3 separate regions of the Mus musculus genome follow, and all the other regions are linked to region 1. A link is a loop called in an ENCODE intact Hi-C map of the cell type or tissue named here. Cell type or tissue: left cerebral cortex. All regions are shown on one strand. Links, peaks and the distances in the headings refer to the core of each region. The heading gives the core; the rest is flanking DNA. Region 1 holds the start of Zfp658 (zinc finger protein 658). Region 2 holds the start of Iglon5 (IgLON family member 5). Region 3 holds the start of Ctu1 (cytosolic thiouridylase subunit 1).

The links. A loop is a pair of places that touch in the nucleus more often than their neighbours do. Peaks named below come from ENCODE experiments on the same cell type or tissue, not always from the same donor. Only the 100,000 strongest peaks of a DNase experiment are listed, where the experiment ranks them.
Region 2: a loop joins it to region 1, with 2.9 times the contacts of the local background. A loop is called at or near these places in 5 of 42 quality-filtered maps.
Region 3: it touches region 1 in a loop (4-fold over the local background); 8 of 42 quality-filtered maps call a loop at or near these places.

The regions. Positions count from the first base shown.
Region 1 is chr7:43,557,040-43,567,099 of GRCm38, forward strand. Zfp658 (zinc finger protein 658) reads left to right here and starts at 5,331. Exons shown (of 5, transcript NM_001008549.2): 1 at 5,331-5,382; 2 at 7,575-7,804. The coding sequence starts at 7,745. In left cerebral cortex, for the core only: a CTCF peak has its summit at 5,186; DNase peaks (open chromatin) are centred at 5,145 and 5,768; H3K4me3 peaks cover 1,892 bases; H3K27ac peaks cover 992 bases.
Region 2 is chr7:43,482,903-43,492,962 of GRCm38, forward strand. It overlaps Iglon5 (IgLON family member 5), which reads right to left and starts at 7,309. Exons shown (of 8, transcript NM_001164518.2): 1 at 7,043-7,309. The coding sequence starts at 7,121. It overlaps 4931406B18Rik (RIKEN cDNA 4931406B18 gene), which reads right to left. Exons shown (of 8, transcript NM_028737.3): 8 at 9,142-10,060. In left cerebral cortex, for the core only: no CTCF peak of the experiment used is centred there; DNase peaks (open chromatin) are centred at 5,920, 6,741 and 7,428; H3K4me3 peaks cover 2,251 bases; H3K27ac peaks cover 2,212 bases.
Region 3 is chr7:43,663,698-43,673,757 of GRCm38, forward strand. It overlaps Ctu1 (cytosolic thiouridylase subunit 1), which reads left to right and starts at 8,334. Exons shown (of 3, transcript NM_145582.1): 1 at 8,334-8,378. It also overlaps a transcript of Siglece not described here. In left cerebral cortex, for the core only: a CTCF peak has its summit at 5,118; a DNase peak (open chromatin) is centred at 7,551; H3K4me3 peaks cover 82 bases; H3K27ac peaks cover 88 bases.

The DNA.
Region 1 (10,060 bases), core at 2,515-7,514:
TTACAGAAGCAGACAACAGATAAGATTATCTTGGCAGAACCTCTCAAGATGTCTCAAGATTCCTTGGCAGAACAGTCTATTTTATCGGAGTGGAGTTCAGAGTATGTTTAAACTGTGAGTTAAATTCCATAGGGTGGGGAGCATGTCAAATTCCAGAAATAGGTTAAAGCACAGTCAGACTTGAGTTTTGCAGTAAATAGAAATGAATTTATTCTGACCTTATAGCAAAATGGCTTCCAACCTTAAGATGGAGTCAGGCTAGTCCATCCATGGGGCCATTGATTCAGGTAAGGTTTGTGGGCTTAGAGGAGGGAGAGTAGTGGACCATCAGTGGCCATGCTAAGCCAGGCCATACTGGATCCATCACAAAGAAGAGTCCTGAAGGACATTAAATGCTGGGTTTCCACATCACTATCCAAGAGACGAATCCATGACAGTGTCTAAATAACCCACGTGTGTTCGTGTCTTGCTGGCTTCTCCCCCTTCTTCCTGTGGAATCTCATGCCAAGCGAGACCAGAGCATTCACTGTGGGCATGTAGGAGACCGGATGCAGCAGCTACCTCCCCTGAGCCCAGGTCGTGGGCCCTAAGGGTGGTTGAGGGAGAGACTGATACCCAGACCACAGGACCCAACTGTGGAAGACAGCCTTCTTCCCTGCAATGGCTATTCTTAGCTGTCATGTTGACTACATCTGGAATCAAGCCCAGGGGCTGGGCACTCCTGTGAAGGGTTTTTCTTGACTGAATTATTTAAGGTTGGAAGACCCACCTTTAATCCTGATCGCTTGAGGTGGGGAGATCTATCTTAAATCTGAGCCACGCCTTCTTATGGCAGCCTATGTGAAAGACACGGGAGAAGTGCTTGTTCTTTGCCTGCCTGCGTTTGCTCTTGCTCACTTCAATTACTGGTATCCGAGTCTACTTCTTTAGGTCTTCAGCACATGCTAAAGACATCCAGCCTTGTGGACTGAACAGACATTGCACTCTTCTCATCAGAGGACAGCCATTGTTGGAAAACTAAGGCCATAGACTGTAACCTACTGTAAGCTACTTTAATAAATCCAGCGTGTGTGTGTGTGTGTGTGTGTGTGTGTTCTGTTTCTCTAGAGATCTCTACTCTTCAAATGGGAACATTTTTGATAGCTCCAGTATGGTGAGTAACTATCAGTACCCACAAACTTCCTGCCTGGATACTAAACCTTAAGCTGTTTAGAACTGGGGATCTAGGATGCAGTCTCTGCCTTTCTCTCACCTGTTTTGTTCTATGAGCAGGGCTCACCTGAAGGAGAGGAAGCAGATACCAAGAAGTGGAAATTTGATAGCAGCCTCAACCATGGCCACCAGAACCAGCTCGACCAGGGCCCTGATTTCCCTGAAGAAATGAAGATGGAGATGAATTTGCCTGTTAAGCCTTCTCTAAGTAGCACTTACAATACTGTCCTACAAACCTCAGTTCACCCACAGACCTGAGAGTGCATCAGCCCAGCCTCCCTGACTCCCTCATTCCACTGTCCAACAATATATCAGGAAAAAAAATCACTTTCTATCATAAATGCACTTCAGTCACAGAGACATGGTGGTTATCTGTGATCCTACTAACCAGAAAGATGGAACAATAGGACTGTGATTCAAAGACAGCCTGGGTTACTCTCCATGAAAGAAATCAAAACCAACAAACCAAATAGGAGAGGGGGAGAAATATTTGGATTCACAATAGAAAATATCGAGAACCTACAGAACTTGGGAGCAGGATTGCAAACTGTGGAAAGAGGTAGTTGTCAAGTACACAAAAACAATTCTTCAATTTTTTTTTTATATTTTTACTTGCCTGTATGTATGTATGTATGTATGTATGTATGTATGTATGTATGTATGTGTGCCATGTGAGTGTAGCCACCTGTGGCCACACTAACTGGGTTCCTGGGTGGGAGGCAGGAGCTGTATGGGAGAGAACGATGACGAGAGAAATAATGGAGGCCAAGACATGCTTCTGTTCAAGGACCCCAAGTTTACTAAGAGTCTGTGCTTATAAAGGGGGTAGGCCTATCCCCCCGCCAATCCATTCTTGGTGCCTGTTGCCAGCCTGTAGGTGGACTGCCGGATGCTGTCTCAGACTCTTAGTAAACTTGGGGGGCCTTGAACAGAAACATGTCTTGGCCTCCATTATTTCTCTCGTCGTTCTCTCCCATACAGCTCCTGCCTCCCTCTCAGGATCCCAGTTAGTGTGGCCGCAGGAGGCTCACAGGTACAGACCAAAGAAATGATTGCACCAAAGTCCATCTTAGTGAACCAGTGCGTTTACTGGGCTTACTTAAAGATCCAGACGCATGGGTAGCTGAAATAGCTGCCTTTCAGAACCATCCTACCCCTTAAGTGCCGGGCAACTGTGGAACCCGTATCACCAAAGTCTCCTCACAGCAGCTGTTGAGGCGAAGCCCTTTCAGCTCCCCTCATAATTCCTTTATAATACTAGAGAAAATACTTCCTGAGAAAAGGGCCCCACGACATTCTTTCACACACATATCTCTAGTCCCAGAGTCCTCAATCTTTTAACTTTTCCATGTAATAGCTACTCATTGAAAGCTGAGCATCTAGAAATAGTAATTTGGACATTTCAGGCAAAATCAAATCCTGTTAAATGGATTCCATTTGTTTCTATTCCAGTGTGACTACTAGAATCTCTGAATTAATTTGCAGCTCCATTTGAACTTCCACTTGAGAGCTCTGGCCTAGAAACATGGCCAGATTATAGTTTGATGCCTTTTTCCTCCATAATCAATTCAGTGTGTATAGCATGCATGCTTTATTGCACCCCACCAGGTCATCTTGCCCTGCTGATATTGAAATTTATTACTACATCCAAGTTGTATTACTCAGTACACTATAAAGTGTACACTACACTACAAAGATCTCAGTACAGTGTTACCTTCCTGGTTTAGAGACCATTGGTGAGCAGAAAAGTGTTACTATTGTAACCTCCATTCAGGCTGCACTTATTGTCTCCAGTCCTTCTGCAATGCAGATCTGGCCACCATCCAATCTTCACTTAGCCTTACCTTGATTCCTGTAGGAAAGCTAATCCTTTTGAAGTATGTCTATGATCATCTCAGCCTTGTACTTAAAATGCTTATGTGGCCATTCACTCCGCTCCTCTCTGGGACTTAGCTCAGTTGGCAGAATGCTTGCCCAGGGAGAAACCCTGGGCTTGATATCCTGCACTGCATACATTATACTCCTGTAATCTAACCACGCAGGAGGTGGAGGCAGGAGGATCAGAACTTGAGCTGATCTTTGGCTTCACAGGAAATTTGAGGCTAACCTGGGGCACATAAGACCCTATTTATAAATAAATAATTGCTTATGCTCTTTCACAGTCATTTCCAGCTCAGCTCCTTCTTTGGGATTTGGGTGACACCTATAATCTCACCATCACGGGACCTCCTCTCTCACATGCAGCTCCAGGAATTTATTATGAACTTCCTTATTTATCCACCCTCACTTCCACTCTTTTCTGGAAAATTCTGTTCTCCACCTCATGCTTAAAACATCTCAGGTCCAATTTAAGGTGTTGTGCCCTGAGTACTGTAGCAACTACTTCCAGGTACCTAATTTACCCTCCTAGACAGTTTGTTTTGTATACATTTCTGTTATTTCTTTTAATATAGCATCTCACTGTGTAGCCCTAGCTGGCCTGGAACTCACTGTATAAACCAGGCTGGTCTGGAACTCACAAAAATCTGCTTACCTCTGCCTTCCAAGTGCTGGGATTAAGGTTGTGTTCCACCATGCCTGACCTACAATGTTTTTCAGGGTATCTGTGGTTCAGCCTCCTGATGCATGGGGTGGTTTTATGGTATGGACAGGGCAACTTCCTCAGCTGCCCATTAGGTCAGTCTCATGGAGCACAAAGAAGGAGAGGCATACAGTTTCAGCTTCTTTTGTGCTTCATCACCTCCACAGGGCAAGTGCTCCATCTTCCTGGTGGACTGACTGTGACTCAGGCTGCAAGACAGATGGGCACTGTACCACATTTACAGCCTAGAGAGGTCATAAGCATAAGGAGAGAGCCTGTGGAAGAGCAAGGTGGTGCCCGGGAGGCAATAAGTGCGTGTGGGTATCAATCATATGCTAAGATGTAGCAGAGAATCGATCAGAAGTTGATATTTGCATATTAACTTTTATGTGGTTTAATATAATTTGGCATGTGGTGATGGGTGGCTGAGACTACTTTTTGGGACCCCCGGAGCTGTATCTTTGGACACAAAACCCTGGTCACAAGAGCACCAGTACTATAATTTGTTCTCAAGACAATCAAAATCATATGTGAAGCTAGGCATGATGGCATATCCCCCCCACCCCCCAGCCCTGGAAAGCAGAAGCAGGGGATCATACCATGTTCAATGCTATACTCTTGTCTACACAGAACTAGAGAACGCTAACCTGAGATACTGCACACAATCGTTCATTTTGTTCAGATATTCGACTTTGGCCTATGGATTTATTCCCTCTACTGTACTGCACGTTTTCGTCATCAATTGATCTCTCACCATTTATCATTATCTCCCTCTCCACCTTCCTCTACACTATTTCTTATATATGCAAAACACACAATAAATAATGAAGAATTAAAATAAAAACACTTGTCATTGACAACAGATTTTCTCCACCTCTGGTCCCCATGAAAAGCCTCAGTGTCACATTTATTTCAGACCTTCATCTTTAAAGATTCCACATGGCTTCAATTCCCATTTCCCAACAAACCTAGTTTTTTTTTTCTTTATATTTATTAATTTATTTTTTATTTACTTCTTAGTTTAGAGGAAAAAAATCTTTTAAGTCCCTGAGAATATACAGAAAAAAAAATGGTATTTTTAGTAATATGCAGCATCCCGGTCTCTTGGAAATAACTGATATACACGTATAGGTAGGAAGTAAAATCCCCTGAAAATATGAGACAGCCTTGGACTTTCACTGTGTCACAGTCCACAAGCTTTGCCTGCTTATGTGCACACTGTGATGGTGGTCCCTGTATCATTGTATTGTGGGAGTGGCCATGACAGCTCCTAAAGGAACAGAAACTACAGGAAGATCCAAGTGAAGTATTGGCAAGTTGTAGCGTCACAAATAGTAGCGCGCATGCGCTTCGCCAGCCTCCACAAGGGGAAAAAAGGGGGTGTGGGAGGGTGGCGAAGAACACTGATTCGCAGTAAACGGAAGTGGTCTCGAGCGGTCATATCCGCTTAAATCTCCGCGCAGATCAGTTCTGTTATTGTTGCCCGCACTCCAGGAGAGTTTGGATTCTAACACTGAGGGCCCGGGGGCGGAAGTCGCAGGGAGGGACACTGCGCGTCCTGTGCAGAGTTCTCTGCATTGTTGTGAGAGGTGAGCGGCAGGGGCGCAGGGAGGATGCTGTGCTGTTGAGCGCTGATTTGTGTTGAGTGACAGCTGACACAGCTACTGGAGGGATGCCCTGGTTGAGCTGGGGTGGGAATCCTATGGGAGTTGGGAGAGCAGGGTTGCTGAGAGAGACAGACAGTGCAGCCAGCTACCGCAAGCCTGGGGCTAGCGTCTCTGAGGGCGATCGCGCTGCTTTCTAGTAGTAGCCTGCGAGAAGAGAACAGGCAGATACAAATGGAAAATGAGATTATTTGTGGTTTGGGCTTAATTTGGGAAAGCCAGCCATTCTCGGTCAGCCTGTGGCTTCTGCCTGCGGAACTAATACTAAGAACACGTGGAACAAAAGCCAGGGGATTTGCATATGCAAAGAGGGCACAGGCATCGGAGCTGCAAGTTGAGCCTTTGTGCAGGTAGCAAGGCTTGTAAAACAGGACCTTTTCGTTCCCAGCATGTAGTCTCCTGTAGAGAGCTAGCGCTGCAAAGCAAACGTTTAAAAGGCAAATCCTAATCCCCGGGCCGTTTTATGTGAGGGCTGGGACATGAGGCGGGTCAATGCTGCCTCTGCTGAGACCATATGGTCACAATAAGAGTCAGTGATTGGCACTTGAGCAGAAGGACCCTGTGTCCTTATTGGAGGTTGTATGTTCCTTGGGTATCACTATTGAGTTTATTGAAGATTCTCTGGAAACTAGTAAATTGTCATCTTGGCTGCCAAAGTAATAACGTTCTGGGGAACTAGGTATGCCCATTTTAACCCCGTGGTTAAATTAATCCTGTGGTCAGTCCACTTATCAGAGGTTACTTAAAGTCCAGAATGACAGTGAATATGTCCTGTGTACCATAAAAACATTGTGGACAAGGGAGAAATGTTTTGTGTCGAGGGCCTGGTGTTTATGTGCAGGGTTTCCAAGTCAGGGAAGGGATTGAGCCATTGAATTTAAGGAAGAGAAACAGGATGTCAATGTGGGCATAGATGAAAACGAAAATGTCTAGACAGGCACAGAGAGCCAGGAGTGGCCATCACCACACCACACTGCACCACATCTCTGCTCTCAGAAGGAGAAAGGGTTCTGGGTGCTGGGCACACAGAGACCGCCCGAGATCATGGGCACTGGGTGTGGTTTAGAGTAGGGAAGGAACGGGACTGGTCCTGCTCTTCCTCTTAGGGTGTGTTCTGGAACAGCCCATAAGCTTAGTTGTCATTTCTGAGAGAGAAATGGTTGTATCAATGCTGGTGGCATGCTTAAAAGAGCTCTCGTGAGAGCTGGGCACAATGGCGCACACCTTTAGTCCCAGCACTCAGGAAGCAGAGAGCCGCAGGCCAGCTACAGCAACACAGTGAGGCCATGTCTCAAAAAGTTGGGGACTGGGGAGGGCTGTGTCTGAACAGCTTAGCAAAGCTCAGAAAAAGGAGCAGCCTGAGCAGCTTGCTCGTTCTCATGTGTCTTTCTGTGTGGGTTCTGAGGGCAGGCTGAGCGTCATATCACTGCAGATCCCCAGTGCCCATGGTACACACCTGCGCCCTCACTGTGGCATCAGCGAGGTTAATTCCTTATCTCCTCACAAGTCAAAGGTACAGCAGCTGCAGTGAATCCTTCCTAACTATCGTGTTTGGCGTGTAATTCAGGGAAGGGGAGTTGTTTGGGGTTTTGGCATGTGTGTTGTATGTAGTCTATGCATGTGGGTGTGGGCATAGGTGCGAGTCTGTAAGTGCACCTGCACTGAGGCCAGAGTAAGCTACTGAGTGTCGTGTTCCATCACCCCAGCCTTATTCCCGTGAGGTTGGGTCTGTTGAGGTTGGGTCTGTCGCTGAACCTGGAGCTAGGCGGATAGCCAGTGAGCCCAGAGGTCCTCCTCTCTTTGTCCCACACAGCACTGGACTTACAGGCATTTGTAGCCAAGCCTGCCTTTTTCAGATAGCTAGGTATTTGAACTCAGGGCCTCTCGTTGGTGCAGCAAGCTCTCTTACCCACTGCGCCATCTTCCCAGACCCCAGATTATGGTGTTTGGGTTTTCTTTGTCATCACCCTGGTCAATACCAGACAGGGCTTTTCTGAGTATTATCTGTTCTAGCATGTCTACACTGGGCATGTCTTGGGCACTTAGAAACTCATGGGCAAATGTTGGCTGAGGATACAAGGTCATTCCCTCACTGGGGCTTTCTGCTGTCTCTTTAGGTCAAAGGCAGGCCACATCAGCCAGGCTGGGGGATTTTTCTACCTCACCACAGCTGGCCTCTCTGCTCAGCTGCTCTCCTGGGAACCTCTAGCCACTCAACCAGCTTCCAGTTCCTGAGAAAAATTGCATCTGCCAGCAAAGAGGCAAGAGAGGAAACATACCTGCTGACATGAAATTGTCCCAGAAGGCCCAGAGACTGCACCCACAGGAGCAGGAAGGGTCCCGTGAGGTAAGCAGCAGCTGCCGAGGGCCCAGTTCTCTAAAACTGGAGGACAGACATGGGAAGTAGCAGATCCTGGGCTCCTCCAGCTAAGAGCAGAGCACAGGGGCCAGTGCTCCTGTACCTCCTAGTCTGTCATGTCACTCATTGTCCTGCCTCCTGGTGCTTAGGTAGATGCAGCCCTCAAACCTGTGCCCCCCCCCCCAATATCCTCAGTCCTGTATCTTCTTGTCCCATTTCATAGCCACTGTAATTTTGTGAGTCTCTTGAAGGAGTTCATTTGCCATGGATTCGTAGCGGGTAAGTCTTAGAGATGAGTGACTGAGGATGCCTTGCCAAAAAATAAGATCCATACTGTTTATGGCTCTAGAGGCAGTGAGACCTGGGAGAATGGAGCCAAGAAATAAGGCTGTCTTAGTTAGGGTTTTGCTGCTGTGAGCAGACACCATGACCAAGGCAACTCTTATGAAGACATTTAGTTGGGGCTGGCTTACAGGTTCAGAGAATCAGTCTATTATTCTGAAGGCGGGAACATGGCGGCACCCAGGCAGGCATGGTGCAGGCAGAGCTGAAATCTTCATCTGAAGGCTGCTAGCAGAATACTGGCTTCTAGGCAGCTAGGATGATGCTCTTAAAGCCCACACCCACAGTGACACACCTACTCTAATAGGGCCACACCTTCCAATAGTGCCTGCCACTCCCTGGGTAGAACATACATAAACCATAACAGAGGCCGACTAAAGTCTCATGCAGTGACCAACTTTATTCCAAGCATCAGACAATTTATATTCAGAGGGCTTAAGGGGAGTCACATGTGTAAGGTGTGTCTAATCACAAGGGCAAGGTTTATGGGGCAGACAAGCCACACACAGCAAAACCATGTTTTTCCAGAGACACGTAAACAAATAACAATACCCAGTTGTAATGAGTAACCTGAAGTAAATTCACTCCTATCCACTTGACCTGGAAGGAGCATGAAAACCCATTCCAAGGACAACTCCATAGTTTTTGAAGAAACTGAGGTCACAGATCTTGTCTGCTCACAAGCATTCAGACTTCTCACACAGCTCCATGACTGGACAAGATTCTTCCAGTATACCATACATGCCATTACTTATATATGAAATAACTTGTCAGATGTATGCACACACTGTAGAGATGCATTGGAAATATTTCTGTAGCAGCACCTGTCCTTTGGCTAGAGTCAGTGTGTAGGTTGGGAAACACTTTCTTATTCTCCCTGAAGTCTCTGTATGCTGTGTGAATCAGAAATTTATTTCCTTTTCACTCCCTCTTCTGGAAATCCTGCCATTCAAACTTGATTCCCCACTGTATTTTTTAAATTATTGATTGTTTAGATTTTGTTTTCATTCATTGTAGGGGAATGGTACGTGCATACTCAGGCATTGTGTGGAAGTCAGAGGACAACTTCCAGCTCTCTCTCTCTCTCTTTCTCTCTCTCTCTTTCTCTCTCTCTCTGTATATCTTGGTCAAGCAGGGCAGCAATCATTTTTACCTGCTGAGCCATCTCCTTCACCCTAATTCTCTATATTAAAGTTTTTTTGATTTTTTTCCTTTTTCTGGCAGAATATTTATTTAACTTTCTAATCTGTCTAATACTTGTTATTGTTTTGTTTGTTTGTTTGTTTGTTTGAGACAGAGTCTCATTGTGTAGCCTTCTCTGGCTAGAATTCACAGCCTAGACCAGATTAGCCGTGAACTGATAGCCATCCACCTGCCTTTTTCTTCAGAGCACTGGGATTAAAGGCGTGCACCACACCTACCTGTTATTGTCTTAAGAGACAATTTCAAGCTTTTTTTTTTTTTAATTTGTAATATATCTTTCAGTGAGTTGTCTTCTGGCTCGTGGATGGATTATTTATGTCCAAAGATCCTGGAGGTATTTGATGTGGGATTTTTCTGAATTAGTGAAAATGAAAATGAACTCCCCAAGTTAAAATGAAACATCGCTGTCGATTTTGTGCAAACTCTTTAGTCTTGAGTACTCCTCCCTCGCCTGGTTCTCAATGAATCATGATAATTCACCACTCCACTGAGCTGCCTTCCCTGAAGCCTAGAATAATGTTAGTTCTAAGTGTCAAACTGCTTATTCTTTTTTGAAGTATTAGTGACAACCCATGTCTGGCTGCTTTGGGGATGAAAATCTGAGTGTACAAGAGATGGATATTTTTATGAACTTTCTTAACTTCTGAAATATTTATATAGCACACATTATATAATATATATTTATATTATATATGATTC
Region 2 (10,060 bases), core at 2,811-7,810, 74 kb before region 1:
TTTGGAAGGCTCTGGAGTCCCACTGCACCATCTGTCCAAGGGAACAGACAACCACATTGTCACATGCCCTCTGACACACAGGGGCTGCCCTGTCTAAGAATCTGGTGAGTATATCAGGAGGTCACCTCTGATCACACACACACACACACACACACACACACACACACACACACAAGTCTGAAAGTCACAGATCAAATACACACCCAGACTAAAGGAAGTGAGGGAATGTGAGATTTAGTTCAGGAACACAGCTGTGTGTGGCACCAAGACTCCTTCCTAGGCTGGTCAACCTAGACACACCCACAGCATGCTAAGCTCTTGTAGTTTCATAGAAAAGACCCTCAACCTCAGCCCACTGAGTTCCCCTGGAGTTTCCTGGGGACTGCAGGGTACTTAGCTCCCCCATCCCACAGTCGTGACAACGCAGGACACTCACAGATATTGCTGGAAGTCCCCATTGCTCTGAAGAGAAGACAGATGGGAACCAGTGAGCTGTCCAAGGTGCCGACCTTTGGAGCGGACATGTCTAGTCCCACCCGCGCAGGGTGAGTGTGAGAACGAGGGCCCCGGGATAAACAGTGGAGGCCCCAGTCACAGGAAGGAGCTCAGCCGTGCTCCTCCAGGCAGAGGGACCAGCACGAGTCACCCTTGCCATAGGAACCTTCCCAGCACTGCCATGGCCACTTCAGAAGTCTCCAATGGCCCCTGGGACCAACTGTCAAGTCTCAGTATCTCAGTGTCACCCTCCTGCCTCCAGTAGGGGTATCTTGTAGCCCATATATGCCTCTCTCTGCTCCTTAGTCCGCTGAGCCCTCAAATCCCTTCTTCTCCAGTGGCTCGGGTGAACTCTGGCCTCTGTGCTCAGGTCACGTAACCTTGAATCAAAGTGGTCTTGTCCTAGGAGACATGTGATAACTGAGCCTGTCTCTCAATGGGTCTTTAGCTCCTTGACTGTGAATATGGATACCTCAGGCCTGCATATATGTATCAAGACAAAAGCAAAATCCAAACAAAACAAAACAACAACAATCAAAAACAAAACAAACAGAAACAAAAACAAAGCAAACAACTAAAGCTCAGACTCAGAGATCTGGTGCTGGGCAACCTTGAGGGGCCCTAGCCCTTCTCTGGGCTTCATTCAAAGAGTGTGGCAATCAAGGCAGGCAGTAACTCATATACACAAAAACAACCTTTTTGTTTGTTTTGTTTTGAGACAGAGTTTCTCTACATAGTCCTGGCTGTCCTGGAACTCATGTAGACCAGGATAGTCTCAGACTTACAGAGATCTACCTGCCCCTGCCTCCCCAGTGCTGGGACTAAAGGTGTGGGCTGCCATGCCTGGCCCCAAAGATAATCTTAGGAGTTACTGAACATAAATCCGCCTGCTATTGCCTAAGTTTCCCAACTGTTGGCACGTGTAGGGCTGCAGCACAGTCCAGTTCAATGGCTAGCCCACAGCAAGTCTCGAAAGATGTTTAATGTGCTAATGTGTAAACCCTGCTTAGGCACACTCCCAAACTCCACCAAGACTGGCCTTCCTTCCTACAGAACTTGGGTACTCTCCATTGTAACTAAATTCACACATGACACCCATCTCCCTGACAGATTAGACATGTTTTAGGGGCAGAGCCTCACTGTGACTCAGACCTATGTCCCTAGTGTCTCCCAGTTCCCACTGGAGTTGTCTTGGAAATAACCATTGTCTGAATAAATATGGATGTATACCTGTGACTCTTCAACTCTTGAACTCCTTCTCATTCCTCAAATCCCTAACATAAATACCCCATTTAGGAAGAACTCTGTGACTGCTCAGGGAGCCCCTCCATGAGCATGAGTTCTAGGTGGCCAGTTTAAATGTCTATAGTACCTCCCTCATCTGACCTGGAATTTCTGGGTGAAGAAATTTTTAAAAATCAAGATTCAAGTATTTGTACTTTATGTGTACATATGTGTGCCTGTGTACATTTATGTGCACCATGTGCATGCAGAAGCATCCAGAGAGACCAGAATAGGGTGTTGGATCTCCTAGAAGTGGAGTTGGTGTCAGCTGAGAGATGCCATATGGATCCTGGAAGCCAAACCCAGGACTTCTGCAAGAGCAGCAAATGCTCTTGCCCACTTGGCCACATGGTTCACTCCCACATGTTTTTTTGTTTTGTTTTGTTTTGTTTTGTTTTTGTTTTTGTCTGTGTGACCCAGGTCTGTGCCTTGCTCAGATCAGGGAGGAGCCTGTGGAGAGGAAGGAGAAGGCTCTGAACACTTGTAACAGATTTCAGAGAAGCCTGGGCTAGGAAGCCCAGTGTCTACCCTGCCATGTCTTGACTACGCATCCCCATGGACTGAGCCTCAGTTTCCCCATCTGAAGAAAATGAAGAATAAGAATTCAATGCAAGTTTTTCTGGAGTGGTGCCTTCAGATGAGACAAGCAAATGGTCTGGCATCTGCATCTGACATATAAAATAGCCCTGGCACACCTAAAAGCACATTCTTTCCTTTCCTTTTCTTTTTTTTAAAGAATTGCAAACTGCCTTCTCTGACCTGGTGTCAGCCTCCCTGACTGGGGCAGCGGAAGGGCTGTCTAGTTGGCAGATATTTCTGAAGTCTGCCACTCCTGCAAGACACCCTGTCAATATGTGTTCTAGCAACCCTGCCCCTAGCTTGTCCCAGGAGAAAGGGTGGAGCCTCAGGATTAAGGGTCCCCCCGTCCCTCAGGTACAAACGTACCTCCATCACTCTGGGACTCAGTTTCTCCACTGGCAACTAAAAAGGATGATTAGCCTGCCTCTTCTACTGGATACAGGGTGGATTAGAGAGCTGCTGTGAACATCAGGCTTGGTGGCTCTTATCTGTAATACCAGCACTTGGAAAGTGAGGTAGGAGGATTGCCCCCAATTTAAGGTCATCTTAACTACAGAGTTCCAAGCTAGCCTGGGCTACAGACTGAGTTCCAGGTCAGTTTGAACCATAAAGTTCAACTAGGTCTCAAAAATCAATCAATCAATCAATCAATCAATCAATCAATCAGTCAGTCAATCAATCAATCAATCAATCAATCAATCAATCAAAGCAAGCAAGCAAGCAAGCAGGAAAGAGAGCTGAAGGTCTGAGAGACATCCTGTGAGGTCAGTTCTTTGCTCTTGTGAGATTTCCAGTCTAGACTAGCAGAATAAATCAATAAATAGAGGCCACAGTCAGAGGAAGAAGAGATTTCTGAAAAGCTCTGTGCCCAGAAATTAGTGGTGAGACTCTTTGAGAATCTGGATGAACCTCAGGCCAAGCTGGGATCCTTGGGTGGAGACTGGGCGGAGAATGATTCTACAGTCCTTGAAGTCATTGCTAGTGAGGAACCCTGGATCTGGAGACTTTGTGGGAGTTCCTGTAGGCGCCAGGGAAGAGATGCAGAGGGGGTAACCTCTGACACAACAGGCACCCAGGAGCCCACCTCTCTGCTAAACTCAGAAACCTGGGGGCTTCCACCCAGGTGATGTCTGGGTCCCCAAACATCAAGCCATGCTTTACTGCACATTTCTTGGGGGATCTATTCAAGGCTGGCTTCTCTTCTTCCTCAGGCCTCAACCCTCTTCTCACCTTCCTAGGGGTAGCTTTCTGGATGCCCTCCCCAAAATGGACAACACATTCTCGAGGGCACCGCTAGCTTCTTCCCATTATGTGATACTCTCTGAGATGAACTATCTACTTGTTTGCTAGATTTTTTTTCCCCATCTGATTCTTGACATGTCTTCTTTTCACTATAGACTCTATGAGACAGTGCTTGCTCTGGCTTGCTCCCTGTCCCTAACCACACAACACATTTCTCAGGAGCTCAGAATGACAGTATATGAAATATTTGCTAAGCCAATGAAGCAGGCGAGGAGGTACACGATTGTAATTCTGGTGCCGAGGACAGTAAGACATGACAACTGCTCCGAGCTTGAGGCCATCCTGGGCTATCCACAAAACAGGAAAACTACCTGACTGCCCAGTGTTCCAGACCAGCTTGGGCTGCCAAGGCTGAGTTCAATACTCTGGACCCACAAGGTGGAAAGAGAACTCCCACAAGCTGTTCTCTGACCTCCAACACACAGTTATGCAAATGAAATATAAAAATATAATATTTTTTAAAAAACGAAACAAGGGGGGAGGATCAAGAGTCAGAGCCTGATACAAGGATGCTGAGTTGGGTGGCACTGGGTTCATTCCTGGCTGCTGTGTGCACTGCCTTCTCCCCTCCAGCTGCCCCACGAGCAAGAGGCATCTCCCTACCAACACACACACTCTGCTGATTTTTTTAATGCAGTTAGTTTTGAGACAGTAGGTTGGTCAAATAGCCTAGGTTGGCTATGTAGCAGAGGCTGATCTTGAACCTCTGGTCTTCCTCCCTTGAACCTCTGTGCCTCTGCCTCCCAAGTGCAGGGAATACAGGTGTGCAAGCATCCTACCAACTAACTGAGCCACATCTCCAGTCAGCATAGTTTCCTTTTGTGGGTGAGTATGTAAATGTGTGGGTAGTGTTGGCATAAAAGATTTAGGCAGGGTGGGAAATGGAGGGGTTAATTGCAGGTTCATAGTTACACAGCCAGGGAGGTTTTGCTAAGTGTAAATAAGCCAACAACAGAGAAATGGGCTGTCCTGATTTCTACTTTAGGATGAAAACACTAGCAAGAACCAACCAGGCCTTCTTTGCTTTGCATTGAAAGTTGTGTGGAATGACTTTGTGAAAGGAAGAGAACGCTAAAGGAGTGTGCTCCTCTGCTGCCTGGCCCCTGATCCATTAGCTTCTCTCAGGTGTGTGTTAGAACTGGGCATGGTAGCCCATATCTATAGTCGCAGGATCTAGGAAGAAAAGGCAGGAGGATTGCCTACAGTTCAAGGCTGCCAGCATGGTCTACAACTATGGCTACATATTGAGACCTTAGCATGAGTATACACACACACACACACACACAGAGAGAGAGAGAGAGAGAGAGAGAGAGAGGGAGAGAGAGAGAGAGAGAGAGAGAGAGAGAGAGAGAGATTGAATGGTCCAGGCTTATGCCTGTAGTCAGCATTTGGGAGGCTGAGACACAAAGATCACCCTGAATTTCCAGGCCAGCTTGGACTACATAGTGAGACTCTGACTAGAAAAATACATAACTGTATATGAGCAAGCTGGGGTCTGGGATTTGGTTCATACATGCTCCTCATGAGAAACATGGATGCATACTTTACAAAATGGGGTGTCTTTCCTCTCCAAAGTAACAGTGGGATACAAATGGGGCACCTACCCAACAGGTAGATATATCTCAGTTCACCCCCACTGGGTCTCATCTTCTCTTGCTCAGTTTTCAGACGGGGTACCCAAGACCAGAGACCTGATCAAGGTCATATGGCTTTGACAAAAAAAGCCCCTCACCCGGAGGCATGTTCATAGTAATGTTTTGCAAATGGTTAGAGAGTAGTATTAGCAAATGGGACAGTCACTACCTTAAGAAGAGAGCTGGGTAGCAGTCAGGGTTCAAGGACGTACAGTAAGGGGAAGGAAGAAACAGATGCCACAGTGAATGAGGGTACAGTGTATAAGAGAGGGAGTAAGGGAGGTGGAGGGACTCAAACATGGGGGTTGGGGGATGGAGCTCAGTTAGAGAGGCAGATGTGCCACTGTGCAGAAAGCAGCAGGGATAGGAAAACAGCCCAGGGAGACAGGGAATGTCACCATCCAATAGCAGAGACTGGAGATAGGGCCCCCAGAAGCAGCCTACAGTAACAGGAGAGAAAGGCGCCAGGTCAGGCAGGGCTCAGCCTCCTACTGTGGTAAGGGGTGGACTTTCCAGCCCATTCCACTCCTGGCAGAATCCATGCCCTCCCCCATCGGATCTGTGCGTGGGCGGCCTGCGTGACTCTCTAGTCTGCAGGTGTGGCTTGGCTGTAAAGCTGTGATGTTTGTGTGGCTGTGGGTGACTTGATTGGAGGACCAGATAGCTGCTTCCTTTGGGGCTGCTGGGGTCACAATGTTGGGGACTACTGTCCCTGGTGGCATAGCATGACCCTGATTCTGGAATGCTTGATTGGACAAGGCCTGGAGGAAGTGATGTGGAAACACCAGATTAACACTTTCCTGGCTTCCTGGGTACCCACAGCTCAGCTTTCTGCCCATCCCTCTTCCTTCTGTGCCATTTCCTTGACTCTACGCTCCTTGACATGCCCTGCAGGGGAGGCACAGTCCTGAAGCATCCTCAGGGCAGGACTCACTCCTGCTGTTAGAGAGGGTCTCCAGGCCCACGGAACTGGCTGAGACTAGTAACCTTGGGATCCTGCATTAACCCTTCCTGTCCTGTCTTCTCCAGCCCAACCCCCACCCCAAATATTCATTCCATCAAAGACTTTTAAGATCAGAATTCTTAGTCTGGCACCTCAACTTTCTGGCTTTCCAGGACCATCTCCCAGTTAACTGCAAACACCCCAGATGCCGAGAGGAAAACCCGCATAGGGAGTTTCAACCCCTTTCCTGATATTCCTGGGACTGGGGATTTCAGTCTGTGGACAATCTGTCCTCATTGCTTGCTAACCCTGGGAACACATTCCCTCCTCTACCTTCACCTAAAGACGCAGAGCCCAGTCCCCAGGCAAGGACTGCGCAGGGAACCCTCTCCAAAAAACGCTAAGACAAGATCCCCCTCCACAAAACAGGGCATCATTCCAGGCCTGGTACCCCAACTCAGTTTGGAGACACTGCCCAGGTGAGGACTGTCATCCCAACGTCTGAGCCTCTCCCTGACCTAGAGCAGCGGTACATTCTTGCCGCCCCAGGCCGGCAGCAGGTGTCTGAGACCCCCTTGCTAGTGATGGAGCAGCTGACCAGACGAGGACGTGCATCCCTGTGCCCAGCGCGCATCCATGCACCCAAGGACCCCCTGCCCAGCCTAGGACTGCTGCCCAGGTCTCTGGCTCCAGACCTCCGCATCCCCCCGGGGGGAACTCCCTGTTTGCCCCCACCCCGGTCCTGTACCCCTTCCCAGGACCTCAGGGTTCCCCGCCGAGCCCCCCACCCCCGGCGCTGCGGTACCTCGGCTGATGACGGCCAGGCCGGCCAGGGCGGCGGCGGCGAGGAGCCGGAGCCGGGCCCCGGGCGCAGGGGGGGGCATCGCGGCGGCGCGGAGGGGGAGGGGAGGGGGCGGTCGGGGCGCGCGAGCCTGGGGGAGAGGGGGAGGGGGAGGGGAACCCCGCCTGCGGCTGCACCGGCCCGGGGGGCGGCGGGGGCGGGGGGAGGGGGCTGGGGGGGCGCGACGAGGTGGCCGGAGCTGCTGCAGACCCAGGGAGGGGGGGTGGTGCTGACGGGCAGGGAGAACGGCCAATCAGGGCAGGAGGGGGGCCGCGGAGGCGGGGCCGGGGGGGGTTGCTCGTTGGAGGGAGAGGCCTTTGTTACTGTGGCCCTGCCCCTCCTCCGCCCTCCCCCGGGCAACCGGCGTCCTCCTGGTCTCCAGAATCCTGGCCTGAGATGCACTTCATCCAGCTGCCTTCTGCTGAAGGAGCCCAACCCTCCTGCAGACTCCGGCTCTGTCCCTCCTCCCTCGGACCCAAGGTGTACAGACCCCAGAGCCTCCTCCCTTAGTCATAGGAGTCTAGACCAAATCTTCCTCTCTCAGACCCAGGTGCAAGAGCCCCAACCTTCTTCCTCAGACCCAGATGCACAGACCCTAGCCTCCTCCGTCAGACCTTGGGAGTCCAGGAACCAGCCTCCTCCCTTAGACAGGGTCCAATCTCAGTTTCTTCCCTCAGACCCAGAGATCCAACTCCCATACAAACAAATAAATTTACTTAATTTCTTTTTGAAGAGCTAAGTTAGCTAAGAAACAGTGGGGAAATAGTTCCCTTTTCATGTTTTGTGATGGGGGGAGGTCCCCACTCTTTGGACTCAATTCAGCTCGCATAAGTTGTAGGAGAATTCACTGAATCCCTAATTTGAACCCAAGACCTTGCTTGGGCTTCCCAGGCAAGACATATACCCCTTAGCCAGCCCCTATCCCTTCAATGCGGGACTCTAGGCAAATGCTTTACCTCTGAGCACGCCCTCTCACTGGAGGGGAGCCTAGGCAGATGTGCTACTTCTGAGTCACACTCAAGGCTCTCACTGTCGGGGGGTTCTAGGCAGGGACTCTCACTAAGCCACACCCCTAGCTCTTCACTTGGGCATTCTAGGCTGGCAATCTACTGTTGACCTGTAGCCCCAGCCTTAATGAGTCCTTAACGTAGGCAAGTGGAAAACAGGCAAAGGGCAGCGACCGCCAGTGTGTGACAGAATGGCACAGAGCAGGTCAGGTACATAGCACACAGGTCAGTTCTACCCACTCTGCCCCACTGGGCACCACCGCGGACCGTTTCCTGTTCCTTGAAGTATTGCAGGTTTGATGTCTATTAAATACTTTTCTCATTGTGGTGACAACATTTCTGGCACGAGCAACTTAAGAAGCAAGGGTTTGATTTCGGTTGAACATCCTAATCTGGAGAACTGAAATTCAAATCACTCTAAATTCTGAAGCGTTAGATTTTTAAAAATATTTTATTCATTTTGGTGTGGTGTTGCCCACCTGTAATCCCAGCACTGGAGAGGTGGAGGCAGGGAGATCAGGAGTTCAGGTCATCCTTGGCTACACATCAAGTTCAAGGCTAGCCTGGACTAGATCAGATCCTTTCTCAAAGTGTTTCAGGTTCTGATGCATTTTGGGTTTTATATTTTTGGATTTAGAGAAGCTCACGATGTCATAGTGTTTGGATCTTGTCTCTTGACTCTGTGAAGCCACCTCTGGGTGGGTTGAGTGAGAATGGCTCCTTCTTGTCCTGTATTTGAATGCTTGGCCTTCCCTATTTGGGAGGGGTTGGTAGGTGTGGCCATGTTGGAGGAGGTGTGTCACTCAAGGAGGAGTTGGAGGTTGTCAAAGCCTACCACATTCCCACTTAGCATTTGTATGTTCTCTGTCTTTACCCTGTGCTTGTGAATGAGATGTGAGCCCCCTACTGCTCCAATGCCATGCCTATCTGCCTACTATGCTCCCCCTATAATGGTCATGGACTCTAAGCCTCTGGAACTGTAAGCCCTCAATAAACTCTTCCTTCTATAAGTTGCCTTGGTCATGGTGTTTTGTAACAGCAATTGAAACGTGCCTAAGACATCACCCTTTATTGACTGCACTGCGCAAAAAAGAACACAGTCTCTACACAGTGCTACTTTGCTGTGAGTGGCAGAAGGACCCTGGAGGGACTCTGCAAGGAGGAACACAGCATGTCTTCCTTGCCCCTCTTCCCAGAGACTTCTTAACCCATGACTGCCTCCGTTTCCTGCTCTGTAAGGTGGATGTGTTGAACCTATCAAGTCCCGGGGGTTGCTGGATTGATTAGGTCTCAGACTGAAGTCTCAGTTGCTCCCTTCATCTGTAGGAATGAGGGATGTCACACAGCTGTCTGCCTGATCCTCTCTTTCTGATATATTCTGCCATCTCTCCAGAGCCAACCACCTGCTGCTGACTAAATTATAACCATTCCCTTGGTGCTTAGTCGTCCTTTGATCTGAAATAAAGAGAGAGAGAGAGAGAGAGAGAGAGAGAGAGAGAGAGAGAGAGAGAGAGAGAGAGAGAGAGAGAGGAAGGAAGGAAGGAAGGAAGAAAAAAAGAAAGAAAGAAAGAAAAGAAAAAGGCAGTCGAAAGTAGGAAAGAAAGATAGAAAGAAAGAAAGAAAGAAAGAAAGGAAGGAAGAAAGAAAGAAAGAAAGAAAGAAAGAAAGAAAGAAAGAAAGAAAGAAAGGAAGAAAGGGAGGGAGGAAGAAAAGAAGAGAAAAAGGCAGTCCTGAGGTGACCAAGCCTAGATGGGGACAGAAGCATTCTCCTCTATGGGATATCTGGCTTTCTATACCCCTACTGAATAAATATGTGCCTTGGTCTGGATGGTCACCAGTCCATCCTGACCATGTGTTCCCACAGAACTCAGTGCAGAGTGGCACCTGGGTACACAGGAAAATGTTTGATAAATGGGAAAGAGAAGGACGGGAGGGACGAGTGAGAAATGGCAAGAAAAGGCAGGGCATGTGGCTA
Region 3 (10,060 bases), core at 2,879-7,878, 110 kb after region 1:
ATATACTGAAGACCAGATGAGACATTAAGCCTCAATGACCGAACAACTACTGGGTCCTTGTCCTTTCCATTGGTAGTCATCCATTGTTGAAGTAGATGAACCATAGGCTGTATATCATTCTACTATAACCCCCACGTGTGTATATATGTGATATATATCATATTCATTTTATAAATATCCAGTTCCTTGAGAGAACCCTGATTAATACATGTGGGCTTAAGTATGTTTGTCCATCATCCTCAACTAACAATTTCTCTCTCTCTCTCTCTTCTCTCTCACTCTCTTTCTCTAGCGCCACTTTCTGAATTTTCAATTGTCAACCAACCTTTCCCCCATCTTCGCCCAAATACTCTCTTCTAGTTACTAGAAATTGCAGCAATTCAGTGGTCAGAAGGGCTGGGCCATTGCCTCTCTGGTTCTCTCTTGTCCCCATTTTGTAAAAAAGCAGTACAGGAAGAAAAGACCCTGAGAATCTGTATCTAAGAGAGGAACTTATGACACATAGCCCTTAAGAATTGAGAAGATACACATGTCTCTTCCTCATTTTCAGAAGACACCGAGTTCCAGAATGGAAGTGCTAAAGTCCCTACAACACAAATGTTAAGATCCTTTTCCCCAAGGCTATGGTGTTAAGACGTGGGTCCTTGTGGGTGGAGGGAATGTGTATGTATGTGTGTGTGTGTATGTGTGTGTGTTTGGGGTGGGGGGCAGTGCACTTGCCTGTGCACATGCATGCACATATAAAATCCCGAATTCTACTTTGGGTATATTCTTCCTCTGTCACTCTCCACCTTACTTTTTGAGCAGGTTCTGTGGTGGTCAATTTGACAAAACCTAAGATCACTTGGGAGATGGGCCTCTGCTCATGCCTGTGGGGGGCTTATCTTGATTAGATGAATTGAGGTGGGAAGATGCTTTCTCTGTGGGTGGTACCATTCCTTAGGCTGGGATCCTGGATTGTATGAAAAGGAGAAACTGAGCTGAGCACCACCAAACATTGCTCTCTGCTTCCTGATTGTGGATGCTTTGAGCTCCTGCTGTCCTGACTTCTCTCCCACAACAGTATCTTGAACTTAGAGTGTAAATAAATAGTTCTCCTATAAGTTGCTTTTGTTAGGGTATTTCATCAACAAAAACAAACAAACAAACAAGCACACACCTAAGGTAGTCCCCTCCCCACCCCACCCCCACTAGCCAGTGACTCCCTGGCATCTGCCTAGTGTTTCCCCCACACTCCAGCACTGTCAATACAGCCATGCACCCTGCCCTTGGATTTTATGTGGAGCTGGGCGTCTGAACTCAGACCCTCATGCTTGTGTAGTGAACACTTCAATGAGCCACGGAGGTGAGTTGTCTAGTGTTTTAGTCATGGTTTCTATTGCTGTGATGCAACCCCAAATCTGAAAGCAACTTGGGGAGGAAAGGGTTTGTTTAACTCACAGTTCCACATAACAACACTTCATCGTCAGAATCAGGAAGGGCAGGAGTTCAGGCAGGGCAAGAATCTGGAGGCAGTGGAAGTTCCAAAAGCCATAGGTGAGTGCTGCTTGCTGGCTTGCTCCCCATGGGTTGCTCAGTCTGCTGTCTTAGAGAATCCAGGACCACCAGTCCTGGGCTGGTCCCATCCACAATGGTCTGGGCCATCCCTTGTTAATCACTAATTAAGAAAATGCCTTACAGGTTTGCCAACAGTCCTATCTTACAGGAGTATTTTATTCATTGAAACTCCCTTCTCTGGTGACTCTACTTGTGTCAAGTTGACATAAAACTAGCCATCACACTTAGGTAGGAATTAGGTCACAGGGATGGGCCCACACAAATTGGACTAATGCTACTTATATAAGAGACCCAAGGGAGGTTGCTTGCTTGTTCGACCACAAGACAAAGTATCATTTTCAAGAACATACACTTTCACAGGATATTGAATCTGCCAGGGCACCAATTAACCTCCTGCTCTATAAGGAGTAAACCTCTGATATCTGTAAGCTTTATAGTTTGTGGTATCTTGCCATATAAATCTCAATAGTATGGGCAGGGAATTGTCTAATTGCATGCATTCTCCACCTCACACGCCATTGGTCAACTATTGTCTACTGGGATCAAATTAATACGTATGAATTGTTGCCCATGACCCATGGTACTCTGGATGGAACTTCATTCATTCATTCATTCCATTCATTATTCATTCATTTGCCTGGTAGAACACATTCATGCTATGTCTTCAGGTCTCCAGAAAAGGCAGGTAGGGCAGATCTAGTGGACAGCTGTAGCCCGTCTTTGGCTACTTTGTGGGTTGTTCTTTCTTCCATCCTTCTACACTCTTTTTTTCCCCCACACTTTAACCCCTGTCTTAGGGTTTCCATTGCTGGGAAGAGACACCATGACCAAGGCAACTCTTATAAGGACAATATTTAATTGGGGCTGGCTTAGAGGTTCAGTCCATTATCATCAAGGTCGGAGCATGGCAGCATCCAGGCAGGCATGAGAGAAGGGGCTGTGGGTTCTACATCTTGTTCTGGAGGGATCCAGGGGAAGACTGGCAAAGCCCACCCTGACAATAACATACTTCCTCCAACAAGGACATACCTCCTAATAGTATCACTCCCTGTGGGTCAAGCATTCAAACACACAAGTCTATGGGTGCCAAACCTATTGAAACCACTAATTTCTCCTAACTATAGATAGGAGAGAAAAAAGGATAGAGGGGGGAGGGGTGATATTATCATTAGATTACTTCCTGCTGATTGGGAGTGTAAAGTTCCTTGGGGCAAGTTTGATCTTCACCATCAGGATATTTAATTTCTTCTTGTTTCTTCTTAACAACTACTTAACAAACCCCGACCAACCCAGCAACAACAACCACCCAACCTATTAGGGCTCTAGCATTTATATACCCTCTGAAAAGTCCCCTGAATTTCAAATGTCACACAATTGCAGAAACTATTTGCAGCTGGCAAAATCACACCCCTGCTAGAGTATGACTGACTGCAAATCACAGTCAGCTGCTGTGGACAACCTGAAGCAGCCCCATATCCCACACCTGGGACTAAAATAAAAACATATTACCATAGTATGTCTGTGCTTTTCAAAGAAAGCAAAATTCTCGCTACGGGAAGCAATATCTTGATGGGTGACAGGTATGCCCATGAGAGCTGGGGATGCCCTCTGTCTCTGCCCAGGACAGACTGGTTCTGGAGAGCTTTAAATAAGAGGATGATGCTGTCCATGGTGTCAATGGAGACTGAGCCATTGCTGTCCCCGCAGAAGAGCCTGGTCACACAGAACAGAGGCCCTGGTCTGGAGTCAAAGGGCTAGCATGGACATACCGAGGAGACTCCGTGCTGCCCATCCTCGGGGATAGGAAGTGACGGCACTAAGTTGTTCTCTATGTACGTGTCTCGTTGATCCTCTCATCATCCCTGAGAGGTTGTGATTCCGCCCCACAACAGATCATGCAAGGCATCACATGCTTAAGTGAGTGAGCACGTGAGGGAAGTATTCTCTAAACAACCACAAGCATTTCCTATACAAATATGACATTCCACTCAGTATAAGAGACACTGATCACCATCATCATCACCATCACCATCATCATCATCATTATCTCTGCCTCTTCTAAAGTGTTAAGGCCTAGGTAACTGTTATCTTTCAAGCGGGCCATTTTGTGCTGTTACTAATGATACAAGGAAACTTTCTCAAATGCTGTAATCACGGTTACTAGGAAACGTTCTCATGCCAAGCTGATTATGAAAGATCCTGACAGAATGTAAAAGGTCACAGAAGCCCTGAAATTGGCAAGATAGATGTCAGTGTTAGCAGAACTAGCTTCACTGATTTAGAAAAATAGAGGTGCACAATGCTCTGGCCACTCCTCGAACCTGTGTGTCTGCCAATGTTCTGACCAGGTGGTGTGTGCCCATTGCTGCACCTTCATTAGACTCTTTCCTTGTACCCTTCCCATACCCATTTCTTGAGAATAGACATTGTTTAGATCTGGAAATCCCCTACTCTCCCCCTTCTCCTTTCTCCCCCGAGGGCCTATAAAAACTGGGACCTCTTTCCCTGCGTGGTATATGAGTCGTCCCCAGAGCTCTGGCTTTCCCCGAATAAAGCCTCATGTGGTTTGCAACAAGCTCGGTCTATCGTGAGTTCTTGGGTGTCCGATATTGTCCTGAGGCCTGAGCGAGGGGCTCCTTTCGGAGTCTTTCAATTACATATCTTGTTATAGTCTATGCTTTGGTGTTTTCCCATCATAATAAAAGTCATCTAGAACTGCTTTGTATAGTTAGCCCCAAGAAGTCTGGACCAGAACCAATGGCCAGGCAGCACTTCCTGCACCTGTGTCTGAGCTTTTATGATTTTTCCCTTTTTATAAGCCACCCTCGGAATGGACCCCAACATAAGAGAGACACCTGCACCAATATAAAAAGCTATTTGGAGTAAGACTTCCATTTTGAGTGGAGTAAAGTTTAAGTTCCCAAGACCTCCTTGGGAACTGACATTGTATTTGGCAGAAAGAGACATATTGCACGGGTAACTGACATGCTAGTAGGCAAGTTAGAACATGAATGTTAGGCAAGGCAAATCCTCACCACAGTTGAATACCCCTACGAATGGGAGCAGCATTACGTGTATAAGCAAGACATGTTCCTGAGGAAGTCCCCTACATCCTGACTTGTGAATTAACTTGGCACAAATGTTTGTGGATTTTAGGCTTAAAAACCCTATAGGATCCTAACTCAATGTCACAGCCACCTCCCAAGTCTGATCTATGGCCCTGATTGATCAGTCTTGGGGTGTGCCATCTAATAAAGTATCCCCGTTTGACCGAGATCATTGTCTGAGTGGTTTGCGTGGTGGTTCCCAGACCCCAACCTAAAATATGAATTGAGCCTATGATCATGTATGTGTGTGAAGGGTACATTCATGTAGGAAGAGTCACCTCATGTTTGCATGCATGTGGAGGTCAGAGGACAACCTCACTAATCTGGGGCTTCTCGGGTAGACATAAGCTTTAACAGTAAGTTAACTGGCTAACCAGTAAATCAGGGGCGGGGGAGTCCTCTGTCTGTCTGTCTCTTCCCACCCCCTACCGGTGAGTCTGGAATTACAAGTGCATGCTACCATGCCTGGGTTTTTAAAATGTGTGCCTTTTAAAAGGCTCTGAGGCCCCAATAGCTCAACCTCAATCCTCAACTCATAGATTTATGGGGCTTCTAGAAACCTGAGGAATTCTTGGCTCTCTTATGGAGAGTGGCCTGTGTGGGTGAGTGCTTGAGGTCAGCCATCCCGCCCCAGCAAAGGTTGCCCTCTCAAGTGTCACGTCCTGAAAGAGCCCAGAACAAAACTGAGGGTGCAGTGAAGCCAGTGTGGCCTTGTTGATTCACATCTCTTAAGACACAAATAAGCTCTGATGCTTAGCAAAAGATGAGCAAAGCCGCAGCCCACGGGGACCGTGACTAATACAGAAAGGTAAGACCTCTGTGGCCCTGTGAATGAAAACGGCCTCATAGGCTCATAGGGACTGGCACTACTGGGAGGTGTGGTCTTGTCGGAGTAAATGTGTCACTGGGGAAAGGTGACAGAAACCCTAAGACAACGTAAAAAGAAGGAAATTGCCTCAATTGAGAAATTGCCTCAATCCCATTGGCCTATGTGAGATCTTATTGATTGCTGACTGATATGGGAGGACCCAGCACACTGTAGATGGCACCACTCCTGGGAAGGTGGACCTCCCATGGCACCACTCCTGGGAAGGTGGACCTCCCATGGCACCACTCCTGGGAAGGTGGTCCTCCTAGTATTATGAAAGCAGTTAAATGTGAGCCAGGAAGTAAGTAAGTAGAGTTCCTCCAAGGTTTCTGCTTCAAGCTCCTGACTTGAGCTCCTCCCATGGCTTCCCTTAACGATGGACTGTGCTCTCTAAGCTAAAATAAATGCAAATTAGTTCCGGTCAGTGTTTTATCACAGCAGCAGGGAAGCAAATTAGGACACGAAGCCATAAACTCAACCAGAAAGGTGGGGCCTGGACTCCTTTCTTTCTCTCCTCACTCAAGAACTCAGAACAACTGAGACTTAAGTTCGCCAACTCATGAGCTCTCCTAGGAATCCCTAGTCCTCTGGACCTCTTAGTGTGCTCCCCCCTGAGCCCCAGACCTGGAAGTTTCTCCATTTTACACAACAACACCGACCCCAGAAAACTGCCTGCCCAGGACTTGGTCACACATTTCTTTAGGGCTGTGGAGGGGACCAACCAGATGTCTGCGTTGGTCCTTGATTCTCTGCAGTGTGGTGAAGTCTTTCTCCTTCTTCCCTTACTTAGCTGGAATCAATTTGTCTGGGATGCTGATGAAGAGGGGCTTGGCACATAAGGACCACAGGACAGAGTAGACAGGCCAGACAAGTGGGCTCGCTCTAAGCTTGCTCTATCTAAGCTCGCTCTATCTATCTAAGCTCGCTCTATCTGTGGTGCTGAAGCACTATTCCCATAGCCTAGGTCAGCAGTTCTCATGCTGTAGGCTGTGACCCTTTTGGGGTCACAGGAGTTGCTTAAGACCATTGGAAAACACAGATACACACATTATGAGTCATAAGAGCAGCAAAATTACAATTATGAGGTTGCAACAAAAATAATTTTATGACTGGGGTCACCACAACATGAGGAACTGTGTGAAAGAGTTGCAAAATTAAGAAGGTTGAGAACCACGGAGCTGAACCCAGGCTGGTAGCTCAGGGCCGTAATTCCAGCTACTTGGAGGACCGAGGCAAAGGATTATAAGTTTGAGGACTGCACTGGCCACATGGCGAGACCCTGTTTAAATTTAAAAAGCATAGAAGTGGTGCATTCTGGGGCTATAGCTCAGTATTAGAGTGCTTACCTAATACCAATACTGAGGAGTTGGGGCATGGCTCACTATTAAAACCTCTGCCTAGAGTTTCTCCAATGAGGTGCTGGGAATATACCTAGCTTAGTAATAGAGCATCCACTTAGAATCCCCTAATGAGAGGCTAGGGTGTGGCACAGTGTTAAAACCCCTGCCTAGAATTTCCCAGTAAGTTCCTGGGTAGTAAGTGGCTCAATAATCGAGTCCCTACCTAGAATCCCCTAGTGAGGGGCTGGAGTGTGGTTCGTCGGTAGAAAGCTGTCTGAAACTGGAGAATGATCCACAGTAGGAATGCTTTTCATTTCAAGTGCATAAACAGCAAACTGCAGAAAGATAATGGGGCACCAGGTCAGACATGAAACAAACATCCAGTAGAAACAGACTGGGGAAGCTGGGAACCACACACAGTCTGCAGGAGGCTGAAGAAGAGGATCCCAGGAAGACAGACTCCCAACTAACCATTCCCACCACAGATGTCCTATGGGATGAGAAGTAGCAGAGGTCTCTGGGAATGGGTCCCATCCTATCTGTGTTCAAGGATACACTATTTTTCTTCTAAGAACTTACTCTCCTGTTCTTAAGGAAGTAGCGTTTCCACTTTATTTGGCTGTTCTCTTTCACTTTCTCACAGGACCAGGAAGCCGGCTGGTGACTGAGGAAGCGGTCTTGGAGAACGCTTTAAGACAAAATGCTTGGGTCTAAAGTCGGGCTGGGACGCCAGGTTCCCGGTGACCTTAAACAGTACAAGACGACAATTTACTGATGTGTATTACAATAGCTTACATAGCTGTGTGTCATCTGGACTCCTTCCACCTTTGTGAGAAAGGAAGGAAGGAAGGAAGGAAGGAAGGAAGGAAGGAAGGAAGGAAGGAAGGAAGGAAGACAGAAAGGGGCAAGATTGCATACACCTTTTATCTTAGCACTCTGGAGGCAGATGCAGGTGGGTCTCTGAGTTCAAGGCCAGCCTGGTCTATATGGCTAGTTCCTCCAGGACAGCCTAGGCTACATGGTAAGATCCTGGGGAGAGAATCAAAGAAAGAGAGAGCAAGGGAGAGAGACACAGAGAAGAGGGAGGGGGAAACAGTAACAGAGACTGAGAAGCAAGCAAGTAGCAGAAGTATATGATAGTCCACAAAACTAGGAAATTATACTGCAGCCATTCTGATTTCAACCACTTCTGATTTCAACTTCCCTTCTGGTGACCTCGCGTTGCCGGACAACATCAGGATTCTGGGCTCGGTTCCCAGGCCCTGGTGTGCGCCCTACAGAGTCGGCCCGTGGGGAGGCATTTGGCAGAAGGAAAGCTGTACTCTCAAGTGTTTCTGGGAATTGGAGTCCAAGCTGCTGTAGAGTTACAGGCCCGCGTCTGGAGCTGTTGCATTCTGGAAGTCGTAGGCAAAGCAGTTCAAGGCCTTATGGGAATTGTAGTCCCAGGGCATTTTTCCGCTCCAGGCTTCCGCGTGGCAGGCAGAGTACTCAGCTCGTTCCACTCAGGTTAGTGTTCCTCTTCCTCCGGTTCCTACGGGCTTGGGGCCATGGTGCCACGGGAGAGCTGAAGGTCTTTCTAGAGATTTGGCACTCGCTTTTATGATTGTCAACTCGCGTTCTGGCCAGGATCTCCTAGTCTGGTCTCTTGCCAGGCCGCTTTGTTCATTTGGTGGTAACAGATCATCTGCCTTCTCTTGCCCCTGTTAAATATGTTCTGGTGACGCCTCTTCTGCCCTTTAGGAGAGTTGGCCACCCGGAGGCACCCCTGAAATTTGTTTTGTAGATCAGGCTAGCCTGGAACTTGCAGAAATTCAACTGCCACTTCCTCTTGAGTGTTGGGATTAAAGGCGTGCACCACCACGCCTGTTATTACCTCGGGGGTTTGCCGCCAGTCTGTACACAATTCTTTCCCCCATCATCCCAGATACTTACTTAATTAGCATAAGCCCTGTTCGCTCCGTCAGCTAAAGACTACTGATATATCTATCAACCAGGTTCCCTCCATGATCTCAGGGCTACTACTGATGTGGTATCCCCCTTTTCTGTTTCTGCGTGTGTCTGTAAGCTACTCCTTACAATAGCAACCCCCTCACAGGATTAGATGACTGAGAACAGAGAGTGTATTTACACGCCATTCTGCATAAATGCGGGGGTAGAAGGTGGTGGGCACTCTCAGGAGACAGATAAGCCAGGCAGAAGGGACAGATTTGGGGAGCACTTGAAAGGTGCCCTGCAAGGATCCTAAGTGGGTCGTTAGGAGGTCAAGCCTGGAGGCACCTCTGAGCCTGATGATTCTAGGGCTTGCTGGGCAGGGCGTGAGGAGAAGTGAGGAGAGACTGGTGTGAACCTAATCCGGGCGAGAGGAAGGGGAGAAACAAAGGCTGAGGAGGATAGTTCAAGGGGCAGTGCTCAGCCAGGAGAGTTAGGGGAGTCTTGAGGGCTGCTTGCTGGGTTCAGTGATCAGAAAGAACTCTTTGGGCCAGAGGAAAGGAGTGTTCCTGGGATACTTGAGAGCATTCTGGAAAGGAGCCACGGGGCCTCCCAAGCATCATTCACGGACCTGTCAAAAAGGTAACTGGGCTGGATCTGCAGGTTGTTATATGCAAATTGTCGTGAAGGAGGGGAGGCCAAGGCAGAGACCAGTGACCCAGACAAGCAGGCTGTGCCAGTGTTCTGAGTTGTGCAGGATAATCAAACAATGAGGGTCACCTTAGAATGTAATCGGGCTCCAAGGCAGCAAGGAGGTCCAGCCTCAATGAACTGAACGTCAGGCTCTTTCTTTTTATTTAGCGTTTACTTTAGGTTGTGTCTCCTTTAGGACAGGTACTTCTGGGCAGCAGAAAAACTTTTAAAATAAAATAAGAATTAGGTTGCATAGTTAAATAATATGTGAAGATTTAGGTGGAGGTAGTCTTTTTTTTTCTTCACAAAAGTTGTTTTTTTTGGGGGGGGGGGTTAAAAAGTTTCTCAAACCAAAACTCCTCATCAAAGGAAACATCACACCCCTGAAACTTTGGTCCCTCTTGTGGACTGTTTGCTGTACTCAATAATGCAAGACATCGCATATGTATCAGGACTGTCTTGTACCAAGTCATGCCAAGGCCCTAAAGCTCCTTCAGAAAACAACTTCATAGACAATAGAAAATGATCTACGTCTTCTGCGATGACGTCTTCAAGGTCAAAGTACT